2 separate regions of the Homo sapiens genome follow, and region 2 is linked to region 1. The links are chromatin loops, found by intact Hi-C in ENCODE. Cell type or tissue: endothelial cell of umbilical vein. All regions are shown on one strand. Each heading gives the region's core, and the rest is flanking DNA. Links, peaks and the distances in the headings are about the cores only.

Evidence for each region. Peaks named below come from ENCODE experiments on the same cell type or tissue, not always from the same donor. Only the 100,000 strongest peaks of a DNase experiment are listed, where the experiment ranks them.
Region 2: it touches region 1 in a loop (3-fold over the local background); 1 of 110 quality-filtered maps calls a loop at or near these places.

What each region holds. Positions count from the first base shown.
Region 1 is chr5:126,967,876-126,973,250 of GRCh38, forward strand. All of the region lies in intron 1 of MARCHF3 (membrane associated ring-CH-type finger 3), which reads right to left. Among named protein-coding and RNA genes, the nearest start is that of MARCHF3, 60 kb to the right of the region's middle. RefSeq lists enhancers at 4,589-4,678, 4,699-4,748. In endothelial cell of umbilical vein, for the core only: no CTCF peak of the experiment used is centred there; DNase peaks (open chromatin) are centred at 2,886 and 3,826; H3K27ac peaks cover 855 bases.
Region 2 is chr5:127,226,754-127,232,128 of GRCh38, forward strand. LOC105379198 reads right to left here and starts at 3,631. Exons shown (of 5, transcript XM_041680488.2): 1 at 3,627-3,631; 2 at 2,962-3,194; 3 at 2,488-2,908; 4 at 2,098-2,165. The coding sequence starts at 3,631. It overlaps LOC124901057 (a long non-coding RNA gene), which reads right to left. Exons shown (of 3, transcript XR_007058923.1): 3 at 5,371-5,375. It also overlaps a transcript of MEGF10 not described here. RefSeq lists silencers at 2,519-2,938, 3,089-3,148. In endothelial cell of umbilical vein, for the core only: no CTCF peak of the experiment used is centred there; DNase peaks (open chromatin) are centred at 2,758 and 2,938; H3K4me3 peaks cover 788 bases.

The sequences.
Region 1 (5,375 bases), core at 320-5,319:
TTTAGCATTTTACAACATTGTGCAACCATCACCATTATCTAATTCCAGGGCATTATCATCACCCCAGAAGAAACCCCACACCCATTAGCAGTCACTCATTCTCCCCTTCCACCAGCCCCGGGCAACCACTAATCAACTTTGTCTCTCTGGCTTTATCTACTCTGGATATTTCATGTAAATGGAATTATACAATATGTGGCTTTTGGTGTCTGGCTTCTTTCACTTAGCTTAATGTTTTCAAGGTTCATCTATGTTGTAGAATGCACCAGTACTTTGTTCCTTTTCATGGTTGACCATTTCACATTTTGTTTGTTCATTCATCAGTTGGACAGTTGGGTTGTTTCCACATACATTTTCAATTCTACTGGGTATGCACCTAGGAGTGGAATTGCTAGGTCATATGGTGACTATTGTTTAGCTTTTTGAGGAACTGCCAAACTATTTCCCAAAGTGGCCACACCACTTTACATTTCCATCAGCAATGTATAAGGGTTCCGGTTTCTCCAAATTCTTGTCAATATTTGTTATTGTTTATCTTTTTGATTCTATCCATCTTAGTGGATGTGAAATGGCATCTCATTGTGTTTATTTGCATTTCCCTAATGACTAAAGAGGCTGAGCATCTTTTCATGTGCTTATTGGTCATATGTATACCTTCTTTGGAGAAATGCCTATTCAAATCTTTTGTCCAGTTTTCAATTGGGTTATTATTATTTTTGAGGCAGAGTCTCGCTCTGTTGCCCATGCTGGAGTGCAGTGGTGGGTTCTTGGCTCACTGCAACCTCCACCTCCTGGGTTCAAGTGATTCTCGTGTGTAGTCTCCAGAGTAGCTGGGATTACAGGTGTACCCCAGCAAGCCCAGCTAATTTTTGTATTTTAAGTAGATACAGGGTTTCGCCATGTTGGCCTGGCTGGTCTTGAACTCTACCCAGGCCTCCCAAAGTGCTGGGATTACCGGTGTGAGCTACCGTGCCTAGCCTATTTTTTTCAACTATTAAGTTGTAAGAATTCTTTATATGTTCTGGATACTAGACTCTTTTCAGATAAGTGATATGCAAATATTTCCTTCCATCCTATGGGCTGTGTTTTCACTTTCTATCTTGAAATAGTCCTTTAAAGCACAAAGTTTCAAATTTTAATTATTTTTTCTTTCATTGCTTGTGCTTTAGGTGGCATATCTAAGAAACCATTGCCTAATCCAAGATCATGAAGATTTACATGTGTTTTCTTATGAGTTTTATATTTTAGCTCTTACAATTAGTTCTTATGCATCTGAATTTTTAAAAAACTTATGTACTTCTAAGGTACAACTAATTTTAGAAAGTAAGAGTGAGTAGATTTTGATGGCCTCCAAGAGTTTAGAAAAAGGTATGAGCTTTGATGCACAATTTTACCCAACATATATATGTTGGATGATTGGAACTTTTTTTGGTCTACTTTAGGGTTTTTTGCTCTTTTGCAGCAGACAGCTGGGTTGTCCAGAGAGCTGATTCTGGAAAGGTGTATATTACTATTTAGGTAAATGGTCAGCTTCTAGTATCAGCAAAATAAAATACTCCAAACATGTTTAGGAGGAGCCCCTTACAGTCCCAAGTTTAAAAACACAGACTGTTATTTTAAGACATTTTCTATGTATAGAGCCCCACAGTTCTAACACAGGTATTTGGAAATGTAGAGAAAAGGAAGCAAAAATCAGCAGCTGGGACTTAGTTTCCAACCAAGGGAGGATGGCATGGATGGCTGCACTTCTTTCATTTGCAGACATAACCACAAACCATCAGTTGCTGGTTGACAGTTTGTTCTGGAGATGTGAGGCCAGTGGTTCTTAAACTTGAGCGAGCATTAGAATCACCTGGAGAGTTTATAAAAACCCAGATTCCTGACCCCCATCTGCAGAGATTCTGCTACAGGAGGCTGGGGTGGGGCCATTAATTTGCATTTCTAATAGGCTTCCAGATGCTGCTGGCCCTAAGACCACACTCTGAGTAGCACTACTTTAGATACATGGGCCAACCATCTCGCCCTGGTGCTTACCAAACATTGACCAAGCAAACATGAAGCTAGGTGACTCTCCTTGGGGATGAATATGATAATAATCTACTGAGAAATTCAAGAGGCTGTAAGTATCCCAATTTCATTAAAATTTCTAACCATTGGTGATGTCATTTCAGGTTCCAGGCTTATGCTCTTTTTCTTCTTCTTTTTTCTTTTTTTTTTAATTTTTTTATTTTTGAGACAGTTTTGCTCTGTCACCTAGGCTGGAGTGCAGTGGGGCAATATGAGCTCACTGCTTCCTCTGCCTCCCGGGTTCAAATGATTATCCTGCCTCAGCCTCCCAGATAGCTGGGATTACGGGCACATGCCACCACACCTGGCTAACTTTTGTATTTTTAGTAGAGACAGAGTTTCGCCATGTTAGCCAGGCTGGTCTCGAACTCCTGACCTCAGATGATACACCCACCTCAGCCTCCCAACGTGCTGGGATTACAGGTGTGAGCCACTGCGCCCAGCTGGCTTATGCTCTTTTTCTAAAAATTTGTCCACTTAGGAAAGTGTCTTGATTTCAATAAAATTAGCATGGATTAAATTACTTTTTTTCTTTTTTTTTTTTCTTTTGGTATTTGATCTTGCTCGATGAATGTGGACATCAGCTATGGGTTAGGAATGCTATTCAGGAACATCTAATGTGTTTGTGATAATGTATTTGACTTGTGGCCAAATGGTACTCTTGAGAGATGTGGTTGTGACTTTGACAGATTAAGCCAAAGTTAAATTCTGATGAAGTGCAAAGGAATTTTATCGGTCCCAGGATGGTTGCCAACTGTGTTGGGCAAAAGAGTGATTTTCCAAAAAGGTCCAGAGCAATCCGCATGTATTCTGTCACCTCTACTTCCAGTTTCTTCAAAGGCCAGCCAAAAGCTTCATTTTCCTACTTCCTGTCATTTCCAAAACCACAGCTTAAACCTGAAAAACAAATGGGAAGCTGTGTTCCTGCCTCTTATGATTGCTGCCACTTACAAACCAGCAAGAACAGAGCACAGCAAGCAGAGGAGAGTTCAGTCTTGCTGATGTCACATGAAGCAGAATGAGGACTCTGCTTGTTTGGCTCCTGAGTTTAAAAGATAAGTAGACAATTTATTGTTGGTAGGTTGAGAAAATTCAAGAACAGAGAGAAATCTGACAGTCTGGCCATAAGAAGAAATTTTTGCATTTATGTTCTTATAGCCATACCTGAAGTCAACTAATTACGTTTGGAGAGAAGTAGAATGCTTGCTTTAAGAAGAAAAAACAGGCTAGGGCGCGGTGGCACACACCTGTAATCCCAGCACTTTGGGAGGCCGAGGCGGGCAGATCATGAGGTCAGGAGATCAAGACCATCCTGGCTAGCATGGTGAAACCCTGTCTCTACTAAAAATACAAAAAATTAGCCGGGCGTGGTGGTGGGCACCTGTGGTCCCAGCTGCTCGGGTGGCTGAGGCAGGAAAATGGCATGAACCCGGGAGGCAGAGGTTGCAGTGAGCCGAGGTCGCGCCACTGCACTCCAGCCTGGGTGACAGAGCGAGACTCTGTCTCAAAAAAAAAAAAAAAAAAAGAAAAGAAAAAACAAATGTTCTATGTTGACCCTATCCCCAACATCCTTGCAGCAGGTCTATTGTACCTTAAGCTGTGCTCTAACTTCATTAGCAGGCTCTAGGCCTCTCTCCCAGAGATCACCCATGGGAGGGATCCAGCTTCCTTCACTCAGCAGCTCTTACACTGCTCCCAGGAGGAAGGAAGCATTTTGTTTTAAAGAGACTGCAACACAACCCAAAGGAAAGACAGTTATCTTAGTGTCCATATGTCCACAAGAGGAAAATGTGGGTGTAGCATTTTAATCCCAGTAAGTGACAATTAGTCACTAGGCTTCTAAGAAGTTTGACACTGTTATTCCTCTCCCCCTTTTCTAAATTGCAAGGGTAATACTGCATTTGCACAGAAACCATGCTAACTGGCTAGCTACTTCATTAAATTACCATATGATTCTTATTTTATGGGTACAAAACAGTTGATCTCAGTGAACCGGCAACTTAGAAACTTAGGAGGCAAATTAGAGCAATTACTAATAAATTATACATGTGGTAACTAACAATTTGTCTATCACCTAGAAATATGAGAAAAAACTGCCAGACTCCCTGGCTCTGCAATTCTGAACAAGTCTTTTCATTTTTTTCTTTTCCAAGACCAAAAGCTGTCATTATCCACACCAGTTATACCATTACTCTTGCTGCTTTCACAGAGTCCAACATTTATAATACAAAGTTAGGAGTACAACGAGTGGGATTTGCATTCTGTTTGGAACAGAGTGTTTGACTGCTTAAAATTAAAGAACTAAAAAAAAAAAAAAAAAAAAATTCCCAGAACCTCAAATCACCCCCTAAAAACCAGGAAGTGAGATTCATGTTAGCTTTCCCTAAGTAAGTTTATGGAAGAGATAATGGCAAGAGGTAGGGGCAAAGTATCTGTTCATTCATAATCACTACTGTGCTTCGTTTCTGGGCAAGGTAGTCTGATGAAATTAAAGGAAGTTCTGTGTTACAAGTCATGTGCTTTTATGGGGGAGGAGGTGAGATGAGGTCAATTAACAAGATATGATCTTTCTCTTCTCTCCCTGCTTGTCTCACCCAGGCCTCGGGTGTGCCATTCAACATGAAAGGTGTTGATGCCATTCATTAATTGAGGGTCAGATTCCTCTATCAGCATATTCCTCCCATCTGAGACTGCCTTACCTCCATCCACTTCCACCCCCAACAGGTTTCATTTTCTGCAGCTGCTGTCAAGAGCTACGTGGAGGAAGAGAGTGGTTTTAACAACTGCATGCTCAAATTTATTCTCACTGGCCTCTTGTTTGAAGGAAGTCCAATGTCTAGACCCTGGATGTTGAAACAGGATGTAAAAAAAACACCAAAAAAACCCTGTATATTTGAGAGAGTTTTGAAACCCATCCCAAATACACTCCAGCAATGGAGAAAAATTTGATTTTGGCATAATTTATATACCACATTTCTCCCCGTACCCAACAAAAGTGTATGCTAATGTCTCTATATCACATGATATATCAGTTTAAAATATTCTTTCTCTTTGCCTTTGTTCGTAGTCTCATTTCCACTTTTACTTAAAATTTTAATATCTTCTCCCCAGGTTCTTTATTTATTTTTGCTATATGCCTGAATATAAGACCTAATTCCATGTCACCAATATCTCCCTTGAGAAGCACTGATGTTAAGTAGAATAAAATGTAATCAACACTCATTGTTTCCTACCAGGACAACAGTAGGGTTTAAAACAAAACCAACCTCGTTATGAATTCCAAACGCCCTTCTAAATAACTCTGGGTG
Region 2 (5,375 bases), core at 100-5,099, 260 kb after region 1:
AGGCGGGTGTAGGACTTCTATTGATTCTCTGATTGTAACTTTTGTTTCATACTTTCTATTTCTTTTTACTCATCATTTTGGTAGATTTCCTTGATTTCATTTTTCAGTGTTTGTGTTACAGGTAAAATTTTTTAGCAGCCATATTTTTATGAGACTGAAGCGCTACCGACTGAGCTAACGAGGCACTTTAGCCATATTTTTAATTTCCAGTAACCCTTTCTTGTTTTCTGGTTGTTCCTTTTTTATAAGAAGCCTCTTTTGGGCTTGATGCAGTGGCTCATGCCTGTAATCCTAGTGCTTCAGGAGGCTGGGGTGGGAGCATGGTTTGAGGCCTGGAGTTTAAGACTAGCCTGGGCAACAAAGCAAGGTACCCATCTCTACCAGTACTTAAAAAAAAAAATTAGACAAGCATGGTGGCACGTGCCTGTAGTCTCAGCTACTCCATAGTAGGCTGAGGTAGGAGGATCCCTTGAACCCAGGAATTTGAGGCTGCAGTGAGTTATGGTCATGCCACTGCACTGGTCACAGTAGTGTCATGACTTTATTTCTGCCTTATTTCTTTACCATAAATGTCATGTGGCTTCGCAAGGGGGAAGTGAACTTGTGTGCCTGGCATGCCATCCTGAAGTGTAAGTCTTCAAGGATCCAATGCATAAGAATCTATGGTACATCCAAGAGGTCGGCAAATAGTCAAATTATCAATTTTATTTATCTTTTCTTTTCTTTTTTTTTTTTTTTTGAGACGGAGTCTTGCAGTGTTGCCCAGGCTGGAGTGCAGTGGCATGATCTCGGCTCACTGCAAACTCCACCTCCTGGGTTCACGCCATTCTCCTGCCTTAGCCTCCCCAATAGCTGGGACTACAGGCGCCCACCACCACGCCCGGCTAATTTTTCGTACTTTTAGTAGAGACGGGGTTTCACCGTGTTAGCAAGGATGGTCTCGATCTCCTGACCTTGTAATCCACCCGCCTTGTCCCAAAGTGCTGGGACTACAGGCGTGAGCTACCGCGCCCGGCCTGGTCCTCTCCTCTTTCTTCTTGCCAAGAACTTCACAAAAGTATATTTCTCTCGGATGGCCTTCCTTCTGGTCACAGTAGTGTCATGGCTTTATTTCTGCCTTATTTCTTTACCGTAAATGTCATGTGGCTTTGCAAGGGGGAAGTGAACTTGTGTGCCCAGCATGCCATCCTGAAGCGTTAAGTCTTCAAGGATCCAATGCATAAGAATCTATGGTACATCCAAGAGGTCGGCAAATAGTCAAATTATCTGGATGTATCTGGATGTCTTCTTAAGTGAAATAATTATTCAGAAAAAAGAACAAGTTCCATGACTCACACTCACATCACCATGTACTTTGGCTCTCTTCATTCAAGTTTTTTTTTTTTCAGTAAAATAAAGTCCTAATTAAAAGAAAAAATGAACAGATTCTCACAGGTAGTTTCAGGAAGTATCCCAAAGACACTTAGGTATTGACATCTTCGAGAAGTTTAGCTTAGTTTTTTAGCCATTCTGTAAATATGGCCTGATAGTAGGTTACCTCCCCAGCTTACATATTTGTGACATGGATGGAAGCTACAATTTAATTTTTAGCTGCGTGGAACCTGAATCAGGGCAGCTTGACCTGGGTCATAAAGAAATTCAAAAGGGACTCAAGACGTTATATTAAAACCTACTAAAGTGGATATAAAAATATAAAACACATGCCTCACCTCAACTCCCACTAATTTTTTGAAAGAAATTCTTTAGAAAAGGAAAATTCATTTAAAAACAAAACTAAAACACCCATTTATCTTTCCAAGGCATAAATGACCACTATCTTTCACTTTGGGGCTTTTCTTTCTCTCTCTTAAAAATTCAAGGGGAGTTGGAGAGGCTATAAAAGTCTGTCTTTGGGTTGGAAAAAAAGGGAAGCTTTCTGTAGGCAAAAATCTCCAGCGGGTGGGCTGCAGTCTCCTCCCCGTGAGATCTTGCAGGTATAATATTCTGGCAAAAACGACTTTTCATTCCGTGAGAGGGACGGAAGACAGTGAGGACATCACAGCTTTCAAACCTCTTGTTGTCCACCGTCCTGGAGTGGGAAGGTGGTGAAGCTCTTACATTCGCTTGCCTTTTGTTTCTTCTGGGTCTTCGCTGTGATCTCTTTCCCTGTCCCCCGCCGGCCGCACCTGGACACAGTAAAGGGCCACAGTGAGGGCTCTCAAGCTTTGGAGCCGCTGAGTCATCTGATCTTCATCGCGCTAAGCTCCTGACAGATGTTACACAGGTCAGGGATGTTTGGGCAAACCTCTCACCGTGGCGTTGGAGTGCAGTCCAGCTCTGTCACTAATGCTTAACCTTCCTATGGGCTCAGTTTTCTCACTTGTAAAAAGGGGTCCCTAATACTTGCGCACCTTACAGGAAGTAACATAAGCCAGGGTATTTGTGAGTGCGTTTTGGAAAGCATAAAGCCCTCTTGCAAATGTGAGATGTTATTATTGCTTCCCTTACCCTGGCTCTAGTTCCAGCCCGGGGCCTGCCCACAGAAACCAGCTGTTCCTGTTTCCTCTGTGTCCCGCGGTAGCACCGAGGAGGCTGGTGCACTGGGCTCCGTGGTTCCCGCCCGGGCCCGCCGCAGCCGGCTCTGAGGAAGCGGCTCTGAGGAAGCAGCGCACCGCCAGCCTCGTCCTCGCGCCGGCGACCCTGGGGCGGGTCACCTCGCCGGGTCGAGGCCTCCCGGGCAGGCCTGGCGGAGGGAGGAGCGAGGCCTGCCTGCGGGAGACCCGGGGAGGCGCGTCATGTGCAAAAGGGTGAGGCTGCCAGGAGCTCACGCGCCGAGGAGTGAAAGAACGGGGTGCGGAGGCTGCTCGAGGGGAGGCGAGGCGGCGGGGAGGCGAGCGCGAGCGACCAGGAAGCAGGAAACCCGGGCAAGCTACCTATGCCCTTTACGGCACCTGTTTATTTTCAAGTGGCTTCCTCCCTCACCTCCTCCGGGCGTGTGTATCAGCCGGCATGGCGTCTCTGCCCCATGCCCTGGGCCGCCAGGGGCCCGCAGGCTACGCGGGAGGTGGAGCGAGGGGAGCGAGCAGCGCACCCCCCTCTGGGGGCCGAAGCAGGGACGCCCAGGGCGCAGGCTTTCGGGCTGGACCTCGAGAAACGTGTGCAAAGTATGTGTTTTTGCTTGACACTTGGAGAATTCTGTTTTTTTGGCTTTATTCCTGAAAGCAAAAATGGGCAATTGAGATAAATGAAAAAGAGAGGCATCAATAAGAAAAACGAAAGAGTTCATCAGTGAATTTTTATGGCATCTAAAATTTTAGTTTTTGGTAATTTAGTTTTAGGCAGCAGATGAGACTGTAATATCCCTTGTAGTTTGTCCATGTCGTTCCCCAAGTGTGAAGTACTATGGCCATCGGCAGCAAAAAAGCGTATTGGTGGGATTTCAGGGGATGAGAGCTCTCTCATCAGCAGCCATTCCATCCCATTTTCTTCTCAGGACTGGTTTTTGCTGTTCACTTTTTCCCCTTCCTAGCCCCATTGATCAGGGAAAGGGGTGGAGCTGGAAGGCAGGGAAAAGTATGCGTCAAAATTAAGCTCCGATATTAAAACCCTGGTGTTGAAACCCCGGTGTCCCCAGGCTTGAAGCTAACTGCATGGCGCTCACCCTTTAAATGGTCTACATCCAAGCGGGAAGGCAGAGAGGTCCAGGACTAAGCGACCACCCCAGGGAGGGAAGGACACAAGTGAAATCTGCTCTGGGAGTCCCAGATCTTAGTTCATCCTTGGAGAAAAGTCCTAGAGCCAAGAGACTTAGAAAGTGAGATGAATGAAAGAAAGAAAATAAACAATTGTTGGGTCTGTCAGGAAAGGAGAATGTGGGACTGACCAAGAACGGTTATATTCCAGGCTCCTTACATATATTATGTATCCCTCCCAGCAGCACAGTGAGGCAGGCCTGTTTTGTGATTCCATTTTGCAGATGGGGAGACTGAGGCACGTGGAATCTGTTTGCCAATACCACGTAGGTTTGTGGATCTTTGATTTGAATGTCAGCCTCTGTCATTTTAAATCTTGTGTTATTTTCTTAATGGGAAGCAAGAAAAACATATTTGTGTCCTAATAACCCAATAGAACTGTGGTATTTTAGTGCCACTTATTCAGTCCCTTTCAACGCCTTTATTTCAAAGTTGAAGAGGCAAAATTGCCCAGAGTTGGGCAAGGCAGGCTTGGAATGCTGTCCTGTGTCAGTGAAGGGCACCCACCATCCACCCAAGCCTTTTAGCCCAAATCTGGACACTATCTTGGTGACTCCCCACTACCTCTTACACGGGATCCATTTGTAAGTCCTATAAGCTTCAGCTCTAAAGAACTGAATCCTCCCCCTTCTCTCTCCTGAGTTTATGCAGTAGTCTCCTAATTGATATTTCTAATTCCACTCTTCACCCTGTAGTCATCGTGATGTTTACAAAAATGAAATGGTTTCATTCCTCTGCTTAAAGCACATCAAATAAATCTCATACTCTTAGATTAAAATCGAAACTCCTCAGCATGGCTGCTAGATCCTCCATGAGCTCATCCTTTTCTGCTGATCTTGCTAGGGTCCCTCTCTTCTTCCTGCTCCCTGCTGTTGCCACATGGCCTCCTTCCTGTGTCTTGGGCATATTAGGGATGTGATGCCGGAAACACTCTTTCTTGGAATCTGGTTAGCACCTTCCCATCCATCAGGTCTCTGCTTAAATGGCAGAAAAGCCTTCCCTGACAGCTGCACTCCAAGTGACCCTGTAAAATTACTCTATCACATCAACCCCTTTATTTTCTTCATAGTGTTTATCACCATCTATAATCTTCTTGATAATCTGTATACTTTATCCACTAGAATGTAAGCTGGGGATTTCACTATGTTGTTCATTACCACTTTCCAAGGCTTAGACCAAGGCCTGATACATAGAAAATACTCAAAAATATTTGTTGATTGAATAAATGACCAAATGAGCTTAGGCTTCTTGATTCTAGGCCAGTGCCCCTTCCTTCATTAGCCCAGTATGATATAGGTGTGTGACATACTTGGGAGACGGAAAACAGAAAGGTCGCCTCCAAAGGCTAGTAGAATCAGGAGAATGGAGAATGTGGAAGAAGAGAGAGAGCCTAAACAGACTGAGAAGCGTGGGAAGGGAGAGCAGGGATTAAGTCTGGACTGTGGCCTGTGACAAGATCTCCAGTGAATATTTCTTGATTTATCCACAGACACTGTGATGGAGTTTATTACACATAACAGCAAATTCCAAAGCAGGAGTGGCAGCAGAAAACAATGAAGGCAAAGGAAGTAAGCCCGGGAAGAGAAAGCAGTTTTTGGACAACAGTTCCTTCACCTCAGCATTTTTCATGGATTTCAAATAAGT